Regions from separate parts of the Mus musculus genome. Here region 2 is linked to region 1. A link is a loop called in an ENCODE intact Hi-C map of the cell type or tissue named here. Cell type or tissue: heart. All regions are shown on one strand. Links, peaks and the distances in the headings refer to the core of each region. The heading gives the core; the rest is flanking DNA. Region 1 holds the start of Ppp1r3c (protein phosphatase 1, regulatory subunit 3C). Region 2 holds the start of Btaf1 (B-TFIID TATA-box binding protein associated factor 1).

Region 1 (9,309 bases), core at 3,808-6,307:
GAATTATGTACTCTGTTCTGGGCCAGTGGTTCTTAAACCTGTCAGATCAACAAGACCTGAGAAGTTTCTTTCCTTTAGAAAAAAAAAATTCAGATTCCGGGGACTTAAAACCACTACAGTAGAGCTTCATGGCATGGAGCCAGAAAGGTAAATATGTTCTTAAAGCTTCCCCCAAAAGAGTCCATTGGCCAGACAGCTTCTTCCATTATCACAGTCCCAGCCTCTCGCTCCCTCTGGCTGCTGTTTCCTATTTTGGCTCTCGAACCGGTTTTACTTCTCAGGAGAAGTAATCCACTTGGGAAACAATAAATGAAGCAATTCTTAAAATGTCATGCTGTCCTTAGAGTGACAGTAGGTGACGCTTGTTAAAAGAAAGAATGACTTTTTCATTTTATCACAGTCATCCTCATTTTTTCACAAATGACCAACTGCAACACCAGCCAACATCTCACAGACTAAAGGAAAAACTTTAAACAATCTACAGTTCATATAGAAAGATGCCCATGACAGGTCCAACTATAAAGGGAATAGCTACCTGCAGGGATAACAGACTTGTTCATTCTGACCAGTAATAACCACTTTACTATAGCTCTGTCTTGTAGCCTGCAGTGTACATTATATATACACAACATAAAGTAGTTTTAAAAACTGATAACCAGAAAATGAGCTGTTTTAAAATACACTGAAGATATATGAATTTATAAATACTGAAAACTACAAAGGAAAACACTAAGATGTTCATTATCTTTGACTGATGGAATTATAGCATCTACTGGTTTGGGCTTCTATGATGTTTCCTGTTGTTGAGCAGGTCCTATTTACAAGTAGGAAGGCAATAACAATAGTTTGCATCAAACAAAGAACCATCCATCAAGACTTTTCTGGCCTTTCTTTCCCTTGAACCACACTATAATTCCACACTTACAGAATTAGGTTTTTCCTCTCCAATGTCAGCCTTATAAATCAAAGAAACATGAAATACAGTAGGTGCCATTTTGGAGTCTGGGGCTTTATTAATTATTTATTCTTTAACAGTTTATATATGTATATAACATATTTTGATCATAAATATAGTCTGGCTTGAAGAATTCTCTTCATACCAGTGCTAAGCACAGCACCCTGTATATGGTCATCATCACAAAGTGGCCTGTAAAGAATGTATACTGAACTCACTTTAATAGCTCTAGGGTTTTTCTGAGAGGATTACAAACTTCCAGCAACAAAACCTCAAAGTCTATTTGTCTCACAACCATTAAGAGGCAGGATTTGGGGAGGGAGAATTCTTGGACTAAGTTACAACTGGAGATGCAACATTTCGTGAGATGGTCTTGGTTGCCTGGTTGATGGAGCTGTTGTTCGTTTTTTATTGGTTGAGCTGTTCTTGTTTTTCTTTTTGTTTTAGTTTTTTTGGTTTTTTTCCTTTTTTACTCCTGCATTTATAGAAAGTTTTAGTAGTGGGCTATTTCCCTGGAATTCTAAGTCCTGGCCAAGAGTTAAAAATAATAGCTTGCTCAAACTCTAAGACTGCATTTTCTATGACAAACCAGGAGAGGGGAAGTGGGGAAAGAAGAAATGCAAAATCCTCTACCTTTTGCCACAGGCTAAACTACCTCATCAATAAAACTAAGCTGCACCCAAGTGTTTGGGTCTTTGAGCTCAAAGGCAACAGAGTCACTTCAGCAAAGGAATCCCAGCTAAAACTGACTCACTAAGGCAGTTTCTACTGTGAGATGTAGATTCCCAAAACAGGCGCTAAGAAATACAACTCAAATTCCATCCCTTCAAAGCCTCCGGGACGATTCAACTCAGCCATCAACCTGGGAGTCTCCCATCTGCAGAGAAGACAAAACCACAAAAGCCCCCAAAGTCCCCGCAGCTGCAGGCTCCCCTCCATTCGGGCGCAGAGTTGCACTGAACCTACCTGGTGCAGCTCATTGGACCGAGAGGCAGCGGCGACCGCGACAACCGCACCCTGAGCAACTTCGCACTCAGTACTTAAGAGGATGCAGCGCCGCGGTCCAGCCGGCCGACTGACCGCAGGCAACCGGGAGGCAGCTTATCAAAGCCAGATCACGTGAACCGGTCCCTCCGACCAATCAAAGGCCGTGCGCCCTGACCAACCACTGTGCAGCTGGGGCACGAGCCCCTGCCCCTGGAACGTGATCACCGCGGGGCTGGATGTGACCAGAGCGTGCTGGAAGGCGGCCGTAGAGTCCCTGAGCCCTGGGCCAGCGGGATCCAGCCGTGTTCCCGGAGCCTGGCGTGCAGCACGTAGCTCACGGCTCGCAGCTGGCCTTCTGCAGCTTGTGCGAGCCTGGCGGGGTCTTCTATGGAAACGCGTAGGTCTGTGCAGAGTTGAATCTGAGCTCAGAAAGTTGTGGCTCCGCCCGGTGTCTGTGTTATTTGAAATGCTTGTGATGCTCCTTGCTTTGTGTCCAAGCACCTTGGCCCAAGCAAAGAGAAGTTGGCTGGCTCTTCTTCCTCCACAAATAAAGTCACACAGCCACTCAAATGTTAAGAAAACACGTGAGCCCATGAAACGAAGTGGCCGTGTGTGTGTGTGTGTGTGTGTGTGTGTGTGTGTGTGTTTCCCTCTGAAGACAGAGGCAGAGAGGGCCAGTCTGTACAGCCTAGCGAGACTCTGCCTCTGAATAAGCAAATGGAGACTATGTGCTGACCTATTCAGTTCTCTGCTTGGGAGAGAGAACTATAGGCCAACATGAAGTTACTGTCCTTGCTCATTGTCACCAATTGCAGCAGACAGCCCAAATCCCTAGACTGAGTTATGACATCCTTAGGCAGAGGTCAAAATCACAGTTGATTTCATGCCCTACCCACCCAGCGGCTTTCGCTGAGATTTCTTTCTTTTCTTCTGTGCACATAACCAACACAAAGCAAAACTAAAATAAATATTTTTTAAAGAAACGTCTACTGAACATCACAGAGGAAAAAACTTGATAATTGGACTTTTAAAAACTAAAAAGTTCGACCGGGTGTGGTGGTGCATGCCTTTAATCCCAGCACTCTGAAGGCAAGAGTCTGGAGGATCTCTGTGAGTTCGAAGCCAGCCTGATCTACAGGATGAGTTTCAGTAGTTACACAGAGAAACCCTGTTGGGGGGAGAGAGAGCAAGGCGCGCGCACGCGCAGGGGCGGGGGGAGGCATATCTGTTAATCAAATATAAAATTGTTTTCTTCTTTTGTTTTTTGTTCTTCCCCCTTTCCTTTCCTCCCTCCGAACATTCCTACGTTCCTTGGTCTCTTTCAAATTCATGGCCCTTTTTCCCCCTACTTGTTGTTCTATGCGTATGAATACTGATTATTTTTACAAAGTCCATGACCTAGCTCTGCTTGGCTATCTAGAAGCCAATTAGAATGTGCAAAAAATTCCTCTGTCATGTAACTGTCAGACTCAAGAATTGTTACAATGGAGTAAAGAATAAGAACCATGCTATGGGGCTGGAGAACGGCTCAGAGGGTAGGAGTCCCTTGCTCTTCTTTCCACAGACCAGAGAGCAGGTCGTACCACCCAGCTCAGGCGCTCATACACAGCCTGGAACTCCAGCTTCAGGGGCTCTACCGCCCTCCTCTGGCTTTTGCAGGACCTGCACACATGTGCACATAACCAACACAAAGTAAAACTAAAATAAATATTTTTTTAAAGAAACGTCTACTGAACATCACAGAGGAAGAAACTTGATAATTGGACTTTTTAAAGATTTATTTTTATATTAGACATATGAGTGTTTTTTACCCCTCTGTATGTATGCATACCACATACATGTAGTGCCCTCAGAGGTCAGAGGTGGGCACTGGATACCCTGTCATTGGTTGTAAGCCACCACGTGGGTGCTGGGAACCAAACCCTGGTCCTCTACCAAGGGTAACAAGTGCTCTTAGCCGCTGGACCATCCCTCTCTCTCCCTCTCTCTCTCTTGGGCTTTACTTCTGAATAAAGCACCTGACCAACAGCAGAACTAACGCCCCTCTCAAGATGGCCAAGACCACGTGAAAGGCCAATGTTTAGGGTTTTAATCCTCACCTGAACCCAGGCAAGTTCTAGCCTCAGATTCCTGTTGTGCAATATGGAGATGGTAAATTTGCTTTGAGGAATAAACTTGTGTGTATCAGCAACATCCCACGTTAGAGCTCAGTTCAATACTCGATCCTCCTGTGCTCATTTCTACTCTCACCTCAGCAAAGTTAGTACCTGAGAGAAGCAGCAGTCACCACCATGCATGGCTCATTGAGTCTTATCATGGGCCAAGCATGCGCACCATGTCATCTGTTAAATACTTACAGCATCCTACATGGAACTGCCTGTCATAAATACCATCTTAGATAAAGGAAAACCATTAGGAGATCAAGAAACCTGGCCGGGACCTTCCAAGTAGAGTTGTGGCTCTCTGGGATCAGAACCTGCATGCAGGATAACTGCCGTCTGCCCCATTCTGGCTTCCTTTCATTAATGGTCAGTTACAAGGATAAAGACAGGAGGCGCCTTGTGTATTGTTGGCTTCAAACACTTTGTGTTTCACAGTTGATAAATCTAAACCCCGAGGAGGAAGCAGAGCTGGTAGCCAAGGGCTGGTTAGGTCAGAGCCAAAACTAGAATCTTGGATAGGCCTTTTCTCTACGCAAACCGTATATGCTGAGATAAAGGGTGACTATTACCAGCTAAAGCTATGAAACAGCACACTGTAAGAACAATGCAGTTTGATTCTACTTAGGAGGGAAAGATATGCAGGGACAGGCTCTAGAATATTCTTCACCAAAATGTTAGTGCTTACTAGGGGATGGTGACAGTACTCGTGGTAAAATGTTTTTGTTTTGCTTCTTCGTGGTTTTTGGAGATTGTTGTTGTTGTTGTTTTGGTTCGTTTTGGTTTGGTTTTTTGGGTTCCACACACACACACACACACACAATGAACACAGAAGGCTTCTGTAATTAACAAATAAATTTGAAAAGGTTTTCAAGCTTTCAGATTCAAGTAATTCAGAGAGACTCTTAGCTGGGTGCCAAGAACCACGTTGGAAGCTTTTTAAATGTTCTCAGGCTGCCCCCACCCCTCCCCATCCCAGCCCCACCACCGTCCTAGAAAAGCTGTATTGACTCTGCTTACGCTCCTGCCCCCTGGTGTTGATTAATGCTGCCAAAACAGATTTCTATTTCAACTTCAAGAGGACTTTTTAAACAGAAAACAGTATTCTTTCCTACAAGAAGTCAAGGTAACCTGTAAGCTTAATAGTCCAAGCCTCTCCTTCAGGCTCCTAGCTGGTTTTTACTGCCTTTCATTACAGGATTGAAGGTACTGGAAAGGAATCAGTGTTTTTTCCTTGGGTGTTGCGTCAATGAAGATGGACTAAACCAGAAGTTATGAAGAATTTTATTGTTTGTGGGCTCTATCCAAGTGTGGCTTGGCAGCACTCAAACGTTGCTTTGTCTTACTCGTCTTCCCATAATAAATCTATCAACCAGGGCTCGTTAATTGGTGCATGGTGTCCAGCATCATGCTTGAGGTTACCTGGAGTCATAAGCCATAGCCCTTTACCCTTGAGACTATTCTAGATATTTCTTTTATTTTAGGCTCAAAAAGTACCCCACAGATGAGGGGCTGCTGGCTGTGTGGTTTACACAGTGGGGTTGTCCAAGCATTTGCTCAGTATCTCACCTGGAGGCTGGACTCCTTTTGTGGGAAATTCACCCTGGGGTCCCCCAGTTACCAACTCATTTTCTTTTTCTTTCTTTCTTTGTTACTTTCTTTCTTCCTGTGTACATAAGCATTTTCACACATGTGTGTGATATGTATGTGTGTGTACATGTTCACGTTTGTGCACGTGTGTAAGAGTATACATGTAGATGTAAATGTCCCACGAACATTTCCCACAGATGTTCCAACAGATGTGCTGCAGGACAACTCCCCAACAATGGGCAGCTGTGGACGGGAAGTCCAAGAATCTAGTAGTTGCTCAGTCCCACGAGGCTAGTTGTTTCAGCTGGTCTTCTGTAGAGGCTGGAATCCTGAGTAAGTAGGTTCCAACAGATGTCCTGGCAAGTAAGAGCAAGCAGGTGAATAAGAGTGAGTCTTCCTTCTTCCAATGTCCTTATGTAGGCCTCCAGCAGAAGATGTGGCCCAGACGTGTACCACCACATCTTGACCTGGGACTTGCTTTGTCCCAGGTTGACTCAGAGATCTCGCAGGTGAGCCCTCCGATTCTGGACTGTAGTTCATTCCAGATATAATCAAGTTGACAACCAGGAATGACCATTACAAAAGGGGTCATTTACTCTTCTTGATGGTGTCTCTGTAGTCACGGAAGGCTGAAGGTGGATAAAAGTGTTGAGTTACAGGGGGCCTGAAAAGTAACAGCTGAATCATGCTGAAGGACGTTTAAATGTCACTACAACATTTAAATGTCACTACAAGTGAGTGAGTCCATGTGTGTATATGTGAGTGCACATATGTGAGCATGAGTATACATGTACACGTGTGCATATGAGTGTGACTATGTATGACTGTGTGTGACTATGTGTGTAACTGTCTGTGTGTGTGTGACTGTGTGTATGACTCTGTGTCTATGACTGTGTGTATGTGCATGTGGGTGTGGGTGTGACTCTGGGTGTGTGACTCTGTGTGTGTGTGTGCATATGTGTGTGAATGTGTGTAACTGTCCCTGTGACTGCCTGTGTGACTGTGTGTGTTACTGTGTGTGACTTTGTATGTGTGTGTGACTCTGTGTGGTGTGTGTGTGTGTGTGTGTGTGTGTGTGTGGCTCTGGGTGTGTGAGTGTGTGTATATGTGCATATGAGTGTGTGTGACTATGTATGTGACTGTCTGTGTTAGTATGTGACTGTGTGTGTGTGACTGTGTATGACTCTGTGTATATGAGTGTGTGTAACTGTGTGACTCTGTGTGTATGACTGCATTGTGACTCTGTGTGTGTGTGTGTGTGTGTGTGTGTGTGTGTACAACCTGACACCTGAGTAGAGGTCAGAGGATACATGCAGGAGTTGGTCCTCTGCTATTTAGGTTGTAAGAATCAAACTCATGGCCTCGGGCCTGGAAGCAGGTGCTTTACCCACTGAACCATCTTGCCTGCCCTTTAAAGATTTTAATGTGACCACCTGGGAGATGAAGAGGGAAAGAGTTCTTCAAGAAAAAGAACAGATCAAATCCCAGCAACCACAGGGTGGCTCACAACCATCTGTAATGAGATCTGATGCCCTCTTCTGGTGTGTCTGAAGACAACTACTACAGCGTACTTACATATAATAAATAAATAAATCTTAAAAAAAAAAAAAGAAGAACAGAAATTAGAAAAAATATACCTGGATTCACAGGAAATATCAGAAGAAAAATCAAAGTGATTTTCTAAAATATTCAAAATAATATTCTGAAAAAGAAGGTACTTTAGCTCTATCAGCTTAAATTGTACTATAGAGTTTTACAAAATGAATATTGGTACCCAAATACAGAATTAGCAGTGAGAGAAAAGAATACATAAATGTACATACTTACATATTAGAATTTCCTATATGCTTCAAGAGGACATTTCTAATAAGGAGAGAGGGGATTGTTCAAAAAATGGGCATCTGACTAGCCTTGGAATGGATATTAGAAAGATGTATACAATAAATGGCTTTCATTCTCTGTGGAGAGGAGCCAAAATGGTTTGATGGCATAGAAACATGTATAAATAAGACATGTCAGTAGGAATGTCTTAAGTCTGTTCTGTGTTACTATAACAAATTGCCAGATATATAATATATTTGTAATAAATAAATGTGTAATATATAAAGAAATTTACTTGGCTCTTAATTCTGGTAGCCAGAAAACTCAAATAGAATGGTACAGGACTCTGGCAAAGGCCAACTGTGTTACAACACAGCAGAGGGTGTTCCATGAAGGAGCATAGTTGAGGCCAAACAGCAGGAGCATGCAGAAGCAACAGATCACACAGCAAGGGAGGACAAGAGACAGAGGGGAATGGGAGAGATAAGCTTCTCTCTTATATAACCAGCTCTGCCAAGAACTAATCCACTCTTTTTAAAAAAATCTACCCTGCTTCTAGAGATCAGCTTAGCATCAGTCTCTTCAGAGGATTAAGCTCTTAAAGGATCTGACACATTTCCATATGAGTTTGACACACACATCTGTCTAGGGATTCTAATTGTTTTTAATTAGGTTTTATTTAAATCTGTAATTAAAATTTTTTATTTCTTTCTTTTAAAGAAAAAAAAAAGTTCCAACCAGGTGTAATGGCACACACCTTTAATCCCAGCACTCAGGAGGCAGAGGCAGGCAGATCTCTGTGAGTTCAAGGCCAGCCTGGTCTACAGAGTGAGTTCCAGGACATCCAGGGCTACATAGTGACACATTGTCTCAAAAAAGCAGAAAAGAAGGAAAAAAAATCCTACGTGAATGCCTCACTCAGTGCTCATCAGAGACATTTCTTCCTGCAGCAAATGAGAGTTAACACAGAGCCCTGAAACCAGCCAGTGGACAGAGAGTGAGAGACTTTAGAACACTCAGTCCTAAATGGGGTGTCTTCATCAAACCTCTCCTAGAAGGGCTCAGGGATCTATGTGGAAGAGGACACAGAAAGATTTTAAGAGCCAGAGGAGTTGTATGGCACCAAGGAAATAGTCTCTTCCAGATGTAACAGGACTGACACAGGTATGAACTCACAGAGACTGTGGTGGCATGCACAGGGCCTGCACAGGTTCAAGCCAGATGAAGCCCCAGCATTGAGAGAGGAAAATGAACATAGGGTCACAAAATGTCCTAGTTACTGCTCTACTGCTGTGAGGAGACATCATGACCAAGGCAACTTATAAAAGAAAGTATTTAACTAGAGGATTGCTTATAGTTCCAGAGGATTCGTCCATGAACGTCATGGCAGGAAGCATGGTGGCAGGCAGGCATGGTGCTGGAGCAGTAACTGAGAGTTCATATCTGACCTGCAAGTCACAGGCAGAAAGTGCATGACACAGCCTATTAAAACTTCCAGGTCTGCTCCTAGTGACATACCCATGCCAAAAGGCCATACCCACTAATGCTTCCTAAACTGTCCACCAGCTAGGAACCAGACTTTCAAACATACGAGCCTATTCCGATTCTCACTCAAATCACCACACATACCGTAACCAAGAAGCTATTTGCAATCAATACCCACCAGCAAAAGGAAAATTAGTTTTCTACAATGGAGTTTCACTGGGTATAGGTATATCATGCCCCGGAGTAGGTGGGCAACACAAAAGGAAATCAATTTTATAGGGTTTTGTTTGGTTGGTTGGTTTTTTTGTTTGT
Region 2 (9,309 bases), core at 4,428-6,927, 190 kb after region 1:
TGGTTTTTTTCGTTTTGCATTGCATGTATTTCTTCTGTGTGTGTGTACCCCAGAGATCCAACTCAGTTTGTAGGGCCCGGTGGGGTGACAAGTGCCTTTGCCTACTGAGTCATCTCAAAGGCCCCACTATTTTCAGTCTTTCTATTTATCATGTCACTCAGTTCTGTATTTTCATCAGTACATCCAAGTAGGGACATTTTGGTTTTTAACTATTTGGGATATGATAGATTAGTTCTAAATATTTTTTCAGAACTCAAAGGTCCTAAAAGGAATGATTTGCTTTGTGGTAGAAAAGTAATACAAATTCAAGTGGTGTAATGTTTAAGTAGTAATCTGTTCTTTGTATGCCTCTGTAGGAGGATAGAATTTGGGTTGGGTTAATTTTGCTGTTGTTTGTTTGTTTGTTTTTGGTTTTTCGAGACAGGGTTTCTTTGTGTAGCCCTGGCTGTCCTGGAACTCACTTTGTAGATCAGGCTGGCCTCGAACTCAGAAATCCGCCTGCCTCTGCCTCCCGAGTGCTGGGATTAAAAGCAAGCGCCACCACCGCCACCCACCTGCAAATTTTTTTTGTTTTGTTTTTTTTTTAAGGTTTATTTATTATTATATATAAGTACACTGTAGCTGTCTTCAGATGTGCCAGAAGAGGGCATCAGGTCTCATTATGGGTGGTTGTGAGCCACCATGTGGTTGCTGGGATTTGAACTCAGAACCATCAGAAGAGAGTTCTTACTCGCTGAGCCATCTCGCCAGCCCAAGGTTTATATATATATATATATAACATTTATAAAATAAAAAGAGAATTTTACATTTGTTTATTGTTTACTTGGTGTGTGTGCTCAAATGCTACAGTATACGTGAGGAAGTCAGAAGACAAGTTTCAGGAGTCTACTATCTCCTCCCACCTTGCAAGTCTCAAGAATTGAAGGATTCAACTCAGGTGGTTAGGTTTAGCAGCAAGTCTCTAATTTGCTGAGCCATCTTAGAAGACTCCCTTTTTAAAAACAGGGTCTCTTGGATCTTGAGTTTATTGTGTATCTGACTGTGACCTTGTATTTTAAGCAAAGTTATTTTTAAGCTTTGGGATTTTATATTCATCTCACTTTTAGCTCCATAGTATGTGGTCTTTTTTTACTTTAAGAGTATATTGCCGGGGCTGGTGAGATGGCTCAGTGGGTAAGAGCACCCGACTGCTCTTCCGAAGGTCCAGAGTTCAAATCCCAGCAACCACATGGTGGCTCACAACCATCTGTAACGAGATATGATGCCCTCTTCTGGTGTGTCTGAAGACAGCTACAGTGTACTTACATATAATAAATAAATCTTTAAAAAAAAAAAAAAAAAAAAGAGTATATTGCCAAGAGGCTGGGGAGACCCATGTGAGGGCAGAGAGGAATGGCTTCACAAGGTTGTCCTGTGATCTCTGATCAGTGCATACAAGCCCCTCCATTATACACAAGTAATAATAAAGTGGTTTTGATTTGTTTTGTTACAGCTTTTATTTCTCTAGGGAACAGGAATGTTGCTCACTGGTAGAGGACTTGCTTAGTGTGTTCAAGGCCTTTCACCTCTCAGCACTTAATTTCCTTATCTAATTTTGGTATTAATTATACCATTTTGTTTTGTTTTTTTCATGTTTGAGACAGGGTTCTCTGGGTAATAGCCCTTGCTGTCCTGGAACTTGATTTGTAGACGAGGCTGGCCTCGAACTCACAGAGATATATCTGTCTCTGCCTCCAGAGTGCTGAGATTAAAGATATGCACCACATTGCCTGGCTATACCAGTTAAATTTTTAATAAAAACATATTGGTACCTATGACATTAAGGAACACTAATGATAAAAAAACAGGAACTCTTAACGAAAGTTTCATAATACATTTCACAGATGTATTTAAATTTCTCAGAAAGCCAGGCGGTGGTGGTGCACGCCTTTAATCTCAGTACTTAGGAGGCAGAGGCAGGTGGATTTCTGAGTTCGAGGCCAGCCTGGTCTACAAAGTGAGTTCCAGGACAGCCAAGGCTACACAGAGAAACCCTGTCTCAAAAACCAAATAAATAAATAAATAAATAAATAAATAAATAAATAAATAAATAAATAAATATTTCAGAAAAACATTCTCTCATGTAAAGTACCAAAAGTAGTTACAGATACACCTCCTTGCCCACCAAATGCTCTGATATTATCAAGGGCTGGAAGGCTCTTGATAGATTTTTCAGCTAAAGTCTGACATCTTGTGGCCTTATTCTCAATTACATTAAAATTATGAGCTAGATCCACAGATGTCACAAACATCAAGAAGAAAAGGGAAGGGCACACAGAAAAATCAGGATAACTTCAAAAGAGCCGGGCAGTGGTAGTGCATGACTTTAATTCCAGCACTTGGGAGGAAGAGGAAGGCGGATTTCTGAGTTCAAGGCCAGCCTGGTTTACAGAGTGAGTTCCAGGACAGCCAGGGCTACACAGAGAAACCCTGTCTCAAAAAACCAAATAAATAAAAAAGATAAGTTCAAAAGCATGGTAAACGAAGCAGAGCTGGAGTAGCCTGGTGGCTCATGCCTGTAATTCCAACACTAAAGGCTGAGGCAGGAGAAGCACACACTCAAGGCTAGACTGGGCAGCATAGTGAGGTTCAGGTCAGCCTGAGAAACAGCAAGACTGTATTAAAAACTAGTAAAGAAGTAAACCACAAAATAGCATAAGGTAACCTTTTATAGCTGGAGTGAAGAGTGCTTACTGTACTGCTCTAGCAGAGAAGCAGAACTGGGTTCCTAGCAGCAAAGCCACCTGAACTCCAGTTCTAGGGGCCCATCACTGTCACCCTCTTCTCTCCTTGGTGGAACCTGTACTCACATGTACATACTGCCACACATACACAGGACTAGAAATAAAATCTTTCCAAGGGAGGTCCAACCCCATCAGCCCTGGGCTGTGAATAACAACTCTTCCCTCCTCTGAGAGTACATTTCAAGTGTTCTGGGTTCCACTTGTCTGAGCCTGCTGCTGGGGGGGGGGGGTGGTTTGTGGAATTTTCTCTCGACATTCCTTTTTATTCTGTAGCTCTCCCAGACTATGCTCTTGAGTGTTTGAGTTTCACGTGTGAATACAGTGGCTTTATTACTCTCCTCCATTAATGTCCTCCTACCCTTTCAGTTTCCTTCCTGGCCCTGACTGACCTTCTTCTCTCTTCTCCCAAGTGCATTCTAGCTGCCTCTTAGGAAGAAAGAGGTTGTAGGCTTGGAGAAGGTGGGGCAGAGCCTTTGAGTCCACCTGGAGAACTGTCTCCAGTCCAGCGGTTCCCTCTAACTCACTGCTGTCCCTTCTAATATCTGATGGCAAGGCTGCAGGTACTGGGTCTGGCCAGGCCCATGTTCCTTAGCTCTGGGTAGCCAAATAGAGGGGCGTTCACACCCCTTACTAAGCACAAGCACCTTAGTCTTAACCCCTCCAACCACCATCACAGATCCCAAAGCACAATCTCTGGTAATCTGTCAAGCACTTGAGCCTGGCCAAGGTCCTGGCTTTGTAAGGGGGCAGCTCCCTCGCATTGAGAGGTCTTATAGGCAGGGACCATTGGTTCCAAGAACTTCAAGAGGTGGCTCTGGCTCAGGGACTGAGTGGAGCTGGTATCAAATCAGGGGAGTAAGGCAGAGTGTGTTTCTACAGCCACTATAAACTGGGGATATACATGGATCCTCAAGAAATGTATAGGTCTAGTAGTCAGTGCCATGCTTCTCAAAGTCAGCATGCCATAGAATTATAAATGTATTTCATTATAGAACACTGACCTAGAAGCTGGTGGGATCTGGTATCATAAGTGCTATAATGCACTAGATTTCTTTTCAATTCCATTATGTGTAACTTCAGACAACCATACTGTCAAAAATTGTGAACTAGTGTTATTTTCCCCACTCCACAGTTGAGGAATTAAGATACAGAAATTAAGTAACTCGTTCAAGGCTATGCTGTTAACAAAAGGAGTCATCAGAAATGGAGGTTTAGCTCAGAGTCGCACTGTGCCTAGCATGAGCCAGTCCCTGGACTCATCGGCTTAATGAGTAGGGTTGAGTGCTTATTCGGCAGTCATTTGGTTCAGTGCTGTGTGTTCCCATCTAGTCCCTACCAACTCCATCAGCACCATTATTTTCTTCACTTCCCAGATGTAGAAATGAAACTTAGTGATATTATAAAAGTTCTTTGGACACATAGTTGTTATGTGTTATGAGAAAGGACTTAAAAATGAGCCAGTTCAGCCAGGGTGGTGGTGGTGGTGGTGGCACACCACACTTTTAAATCCAGCACACACGAGGCAGAGGCAGGAGGTCAGGGCCAGGTTGGTCTACAGAGGGAGTGCCAGGACAGGCAGGGCTACACAGAGTAATTCTGTCTTTAAAAAACAAAAACCAAACCAACACAAAATGAAATCAAAGTCAGTAGTTAAGAGCACATGACTGGTCCAGAGTGCCTGAGTTCAATTCTCTCAGGAAGCTCCAACCACCTGTAACTTCAGCTCCAGGAATTTTAGATAGTCTCTGGCCCCCTGGCCTCTGTAGGCAGAAGCTACACACATACACATTTTTTAAAAATCTATTGCCTTTGGGGAAAAAAACCAAGTTGATAACAATAGGCCTTTCCTCTCTTCAAAGCTTTAGACTATATATATATGTATATATATATATATGTGTGTGTGTGTGTGTATACATACATATATATGTGTGTGTGTATATATGTGTATATATATATATATATATATACATATATATAGTTTTATTTATATGAGTACACTGTCCCTCTCCTCAGACACACCAGAAGAGAGCATCAGATCCCATTACAAATGGTTGTGAGCCACCATGTAGTTGCTGGGAATTGAACTCAGGACCTCTGGAAGAACAGCCAGCATTCTTAACTGTTGAGCCATCTCTCCAGCCCTGGACCTATATTTTTTGATACTAGGGAAAACATATAGAAAATGTAAACTAGATCATTTCTCTTGCTCAAAACACTCTTCTATACTTCGTATAGAACCCAAATCCTGGGCTTCTAGCCCCACCGTGGAAAAACATCACACTACTTTATAGCTTTGCCTTGTAATGTAAGGGGTAATGTTAGTCACCTGTGCAATACTTTAGCAAGTACTTAGTTCATCTTTTCCTATACAGATCTATTTTACAGTTCACCAAGTTCTTGTGAACTTTCCTGGGTTCATGACATCCCTCCCCACCTTCCACAACCTTTTACAGTGCTTCTCATCATACAGATGACAAGCAGACTCAAAGCCTGAGACATAACTTCTAAATAGGTAACAAGAAGCTAGTGGGCATGTTTTATAAGGAAGGGCGACAGGACAGGTGCTTTTGATGATTAATCTGTCAGTGGCCTATAAACTGGGCTTGCCGAAACTAGAGAAATACTAGTTTGACTACTGGCATTAAAAACAAATTCTAAGGCTATGGTAGTTTACAGAGGAGTGTTTGGCAGTGGAGGGACGGAAGGAGGAAAAGACGGGAAGAAGGGTGATAGGCCTAGGCAAAATCATTAGCAGTCCCTTCACCATTTATGCAGAACTTAATGGTAAATAATAGTAAACACACACTTGAGCCTCCTCCCACCCTCTTCCTCGCGGAACCACACTGCAAATTCTTGGCCCGGAGATTGCTTTGTAGCCCAGACTGACCCCCAATTTCACAATCTGCTGCCTCAGCCTCCCAGGTGCTAGGATTATAGGCCTGCACCACCCTAGCCAGCCCTCGGCAGTGTTTCCTTCTTGACTTCATCCCGCCCACAGCATCGCGACCTGGGCCGGAGTCTCCTTTCTCCAGTTTGTTCCTGTTTGGAAGCCGCCTAGCTGGGTAGTAGGGTCAGGATGGAGAGAGCACTTAGAGACCGAGGTTTGGAACTTTCGGAACTTTAGCTAGGTGATCTTTATCGCTCTCTGGAAGATCAAGACCTCTTTCCGTTTCTCCCATTAATCTTAAAGACTGGGAGCCGGGCTCCCGATCCACGCTGCCAACCCGCTCCCACTGCCGCGGGGCGCTGCTACATTCCGCTCGCCGGCAGGGAGTGGGGATGGGGGGGGGGGGAAAACGTGCCGGTGACGTCACTTCCGGCGTGCAGACGCTAAGTCCGGCGTGCCGGCGTCTGCGTCAGCAGAGAGCGGGGCTGGGGGCACCCGGTTTGAAGTGGTGCGGGTCAGAGCGGCGCCGCCTCCGCCCGTGTGTGGGACCCTGGTCGCTGCGGAGACGAGCTCCGGTGGCCGGCACATGCCGGAAGGCCCGTGCGGGCCGCTCCACGCCGCGCCGCCTGCCGCCCTGCGCCCGGCGGCCTGGGCCTGCGCCGCTCTGCTCGGGAAACGAACGCCGGAGCGGCGCGGCGTGTAGCTCCCTGAGAGTTCCGAACCGCCGGCGCCGGCCATGGCGGTCTCCAGGTGGGTGTCGCCGCCCGTCAGCTAACGGGGAGCGCGCGCGGGCGGGCGGGCGAGGCTGTCGGTCGGCTCCCGGCGCGACGGTGCGGGGCGTGAGCGCTGCTTCTCGTTCGCTCGCCCAGACTTCCGAGGCTTCCCTCGGCTGGCAGGCGCTTTGGGCTCGGGTTACCCGGAGAAGTCGGCTCACGAAGCGCTTTTTCTCCTGGTTAAATGTGACTCGGCGCGTTCGATCTGGCTTTTTTTTTTTTTTCTTTTTTCCTTTTTTCTTTTTTCTTCACCACGTTGCTCCTCTTTGGTTTCTCTTCCCTCTTTGAATTTCTAGGCGAGTTTCTTTTCTTTTTCTTTCGTAGTATCAAAGTCTGTTCCCAAACCACCATTTCACGGCAAAACTTGGTAGTAACTGTCGATGGAGGCGGGGGTTGAAACACTGTTATCTAAGAGACCATCTGGTTATGCTAAATTTTAAAAAAAATTTACAGCGTAACGGGTATAGTCTTGCTCACTTTTTTCTTGAGGTCTAATTCCTCCTTTTTGTTAAGCAGTAAGTATTCTGTCAATCAGCGTGTGGTCTTAAGCAGATGACTATTTTAGCATCTTTCCCCAAGCGTTATCACAGATCTTAAATTATTGTAAAATTTTGCCCACGTGGAAGAGTCTGGGAAAATTATGGAAAGACGTATAAACATTTAACTTGTGTAGCTTCTGATGATAGAATGAGTTGAAAACTTGGAAATGATTTTGGTGTCCCGCTGACGTTTAAGTCGTCGGGATGGTCTCTCCGTGTTTAGTCATTAAGAGTTACCAAAGTCCTTTAGGGATGATGAGATAATGAGAATTGAGTCCTTTCACCAAATGGACTGAGGGAGATAAATGACGAAAATAAACAGCTTTCACTAATTTTTCGAAATTAGTTGAACACATTCCTTTATGCACACTCTTATAAGGAAGGAGTAACCCAAGTCACACACTCCCTAGGTAACTGATGAAATAGTGTGTGGGAGAATCCCATGGGAGCTGAGTGAAGGGAGTTGCTAGGTACTGGTAGTAGGGACAGCTAATTTTTATTTCATAAGCAGACTTAGTGGGAGAAAGACTCTTATTTCAGCACCTATGAAACTGCTTTAAGAGAATACAAGTGGCATTTATTTCTGCAAGTACAGATAGATTTATCTTATAATTTATCTTCCATGTAAATGCATAAATATATACACCAGAAATATGTTGGTACATGAGCATGAGATTTAAAGTCTCTTTTCTGTCTTCTCTTTCTTCTTTGAGACAAGGGGCTCATGTAGCCCAGGCTAGCCTCGAACTCAGAAGGAGCTTTGGTTCTGGGATTAGAGATGTGGTGTTACCTGGCCTTCTCAGGGTTTTTTAATTTAAGGGAATTAGTACTTCCTTTCGTGAAGTAGGTTTATATTTGTACAATGTTGGAAAGCGTTATAGAGGCAAAATGATAGTGCTTTAAAAAAATTGATCTTTTTCGCTTAGCACTAATCTATAGATCCAACTTTTGAAAGAAAGAGTGGGCTTTAAAGGCTTTTGGTCCTCATGATCTGCTTTCAAAGAGAACTGCTGTTTGTTGTTCCTGTTTTTTTTTTTTTTTTTTTAAAACTCACTGCCATAATTAAAGCCAGCCACATTTTATAGAAGCTTCTTCCATGCTTAGTTTAGTAATCTAAATGTAAGCGAAGGCTTTGGATGCCTTGCTTGGGAGGAGGTATTGGACTTTTAAAAATATTTGTGGATTCAGTTTGAAAAACAAACTTTGTAGTTTCAGGTCTGATGTCATGCACTAAGCATAAGTCTGTGCTGAGTAAGCTCCATTTTTCTCTCGTTGCTATTGTGGAAGTGGGGATTCCTTTAAGTACTTTTATGTAAAATAGGCAGAATGTAGTTTGAGAAATGGAGATCGTGTGCCAGAATCAAATAAATACTTTTGCTCTGTTTATGTCAATGCCCATAACTGTAGAGAAACCTTATATTTTTAAGACCCCTTAACCTCACCCCACAAGGGTTACTCTGTGTAACCTTGGCTGTCCTGGAACTTGTTCTGGTTCTGTAGAGTACACTGGCTTTGAATTTAGAGATCCACCTGCCTCTGCCTCCTGAATGATGGGATTAAAGGTATGTGCCACCACTGCCCAGCATTTTAAGATTTTATAAACATTGGTACTGTTGCTCCTTCTTCTGTCCGGAAATCTGGAGTAGTCTTCCTGTCTTTTTCATTTCCTCTTATCTAGCCAGTCACTAGGTCCAATCCTGCCCCACCTTTCTAAGCTTCCTGCAGCCCCTCTTTCTGACTTTCTATAATTGACGCGTTATCCAAACTCCAAACGTCTAGTCCAAGACATCTGCAATAGGTGAGGGGGCGTACACGCACTCTTACACACACACTCAACAACACAAACTTTTTTCTTCCTTTCTTCCCTCTTTTTCTTTCATTTTTTTTCTTTCTTTCTTTCTTTCTTTCTTTCTTTCTTTTTTTTTTTTTTTAAAGGAAAGGGGTTTTATTTTGGCTCAGTTTGAGAGTAAAGTTGGTCATGGTTAGGAAGGCGTGTGGGAACATGAGACAGTTGGACACACTGCATCCACAGTTAGGAAGCAGAAAGAAATGCTCTCTTTAAAAAGTTTTGTGTGGCCAGGCATGGTGGCACAACGCCTTTAATCCTAGCACTCGGGAGGCAGAGGCAGGTGGATTTCTGAGTTCGAGGCCAGCCTGGTCTACAAAGTGAGTTCCAGGACAGCCAGGGCTATACAGAGAAACCCTGACTCAACCCCCCCAACCCCCCCCAACAAAGTTTTGTGTGAGGGGCTGTTGAGATGGCTCAGTGATTAAGAGTGCTGACTGCCCTTCCAGAGGTCCTGAATTCAATTCCCAGCAACCACATG

The links. Hi-C counts contacts between places; a loop is a spot of excess contacts. Peaks named below come from ENCODE experiments on the same cell type or tissue, not always from the same donor. Only the 100,000 strongest peaks of a DNase experiment are listed, where the experiment ranks them.
Region 2: it touches region 1 in a loop (2.4-fold over the local background); 1 of 42 quality-filtered maps calls a loop at or near these places.

What each region holds. Positions count from the first base shown.
Region 1 is chr19:36,734,632-36,743,940 of GRCm38, forward strand. Ppp1r3c (protein phosphatase 1, regulatory subunit 3C) reads right to left here and starts at 1,973. Exons shown (of 2, transcript NM_016854.2): 1 at 1,922-1,973. The coding sequence starts at 1,935. In heart, for the core only: a CTCF peak has its summit at 5,141 (motif pointing left); no DNase peak of the experiment used is centred there; H3K27ac peaks cover 606 bases.
Region 2 is chr19:36,919,982-36,929,290 of GRCm38, forward strand. It overlaps Btaf1 (B-TFIID TATA-box binding protein associated factor 1), which reads left to right and starts at 6,098. Exons shown (of 38, transcript NM_001080706.1): 1 at 6,098-6,420. The coding sequence starts at 6,407. In heart, for the core only: a CTCF peak has its summit at 5,987; a DNase peak (open chromatin) is centred at 6,120; H3K4me3 peaks cover 1,791 bases; H3K27ac peaks cover 1,759 bases.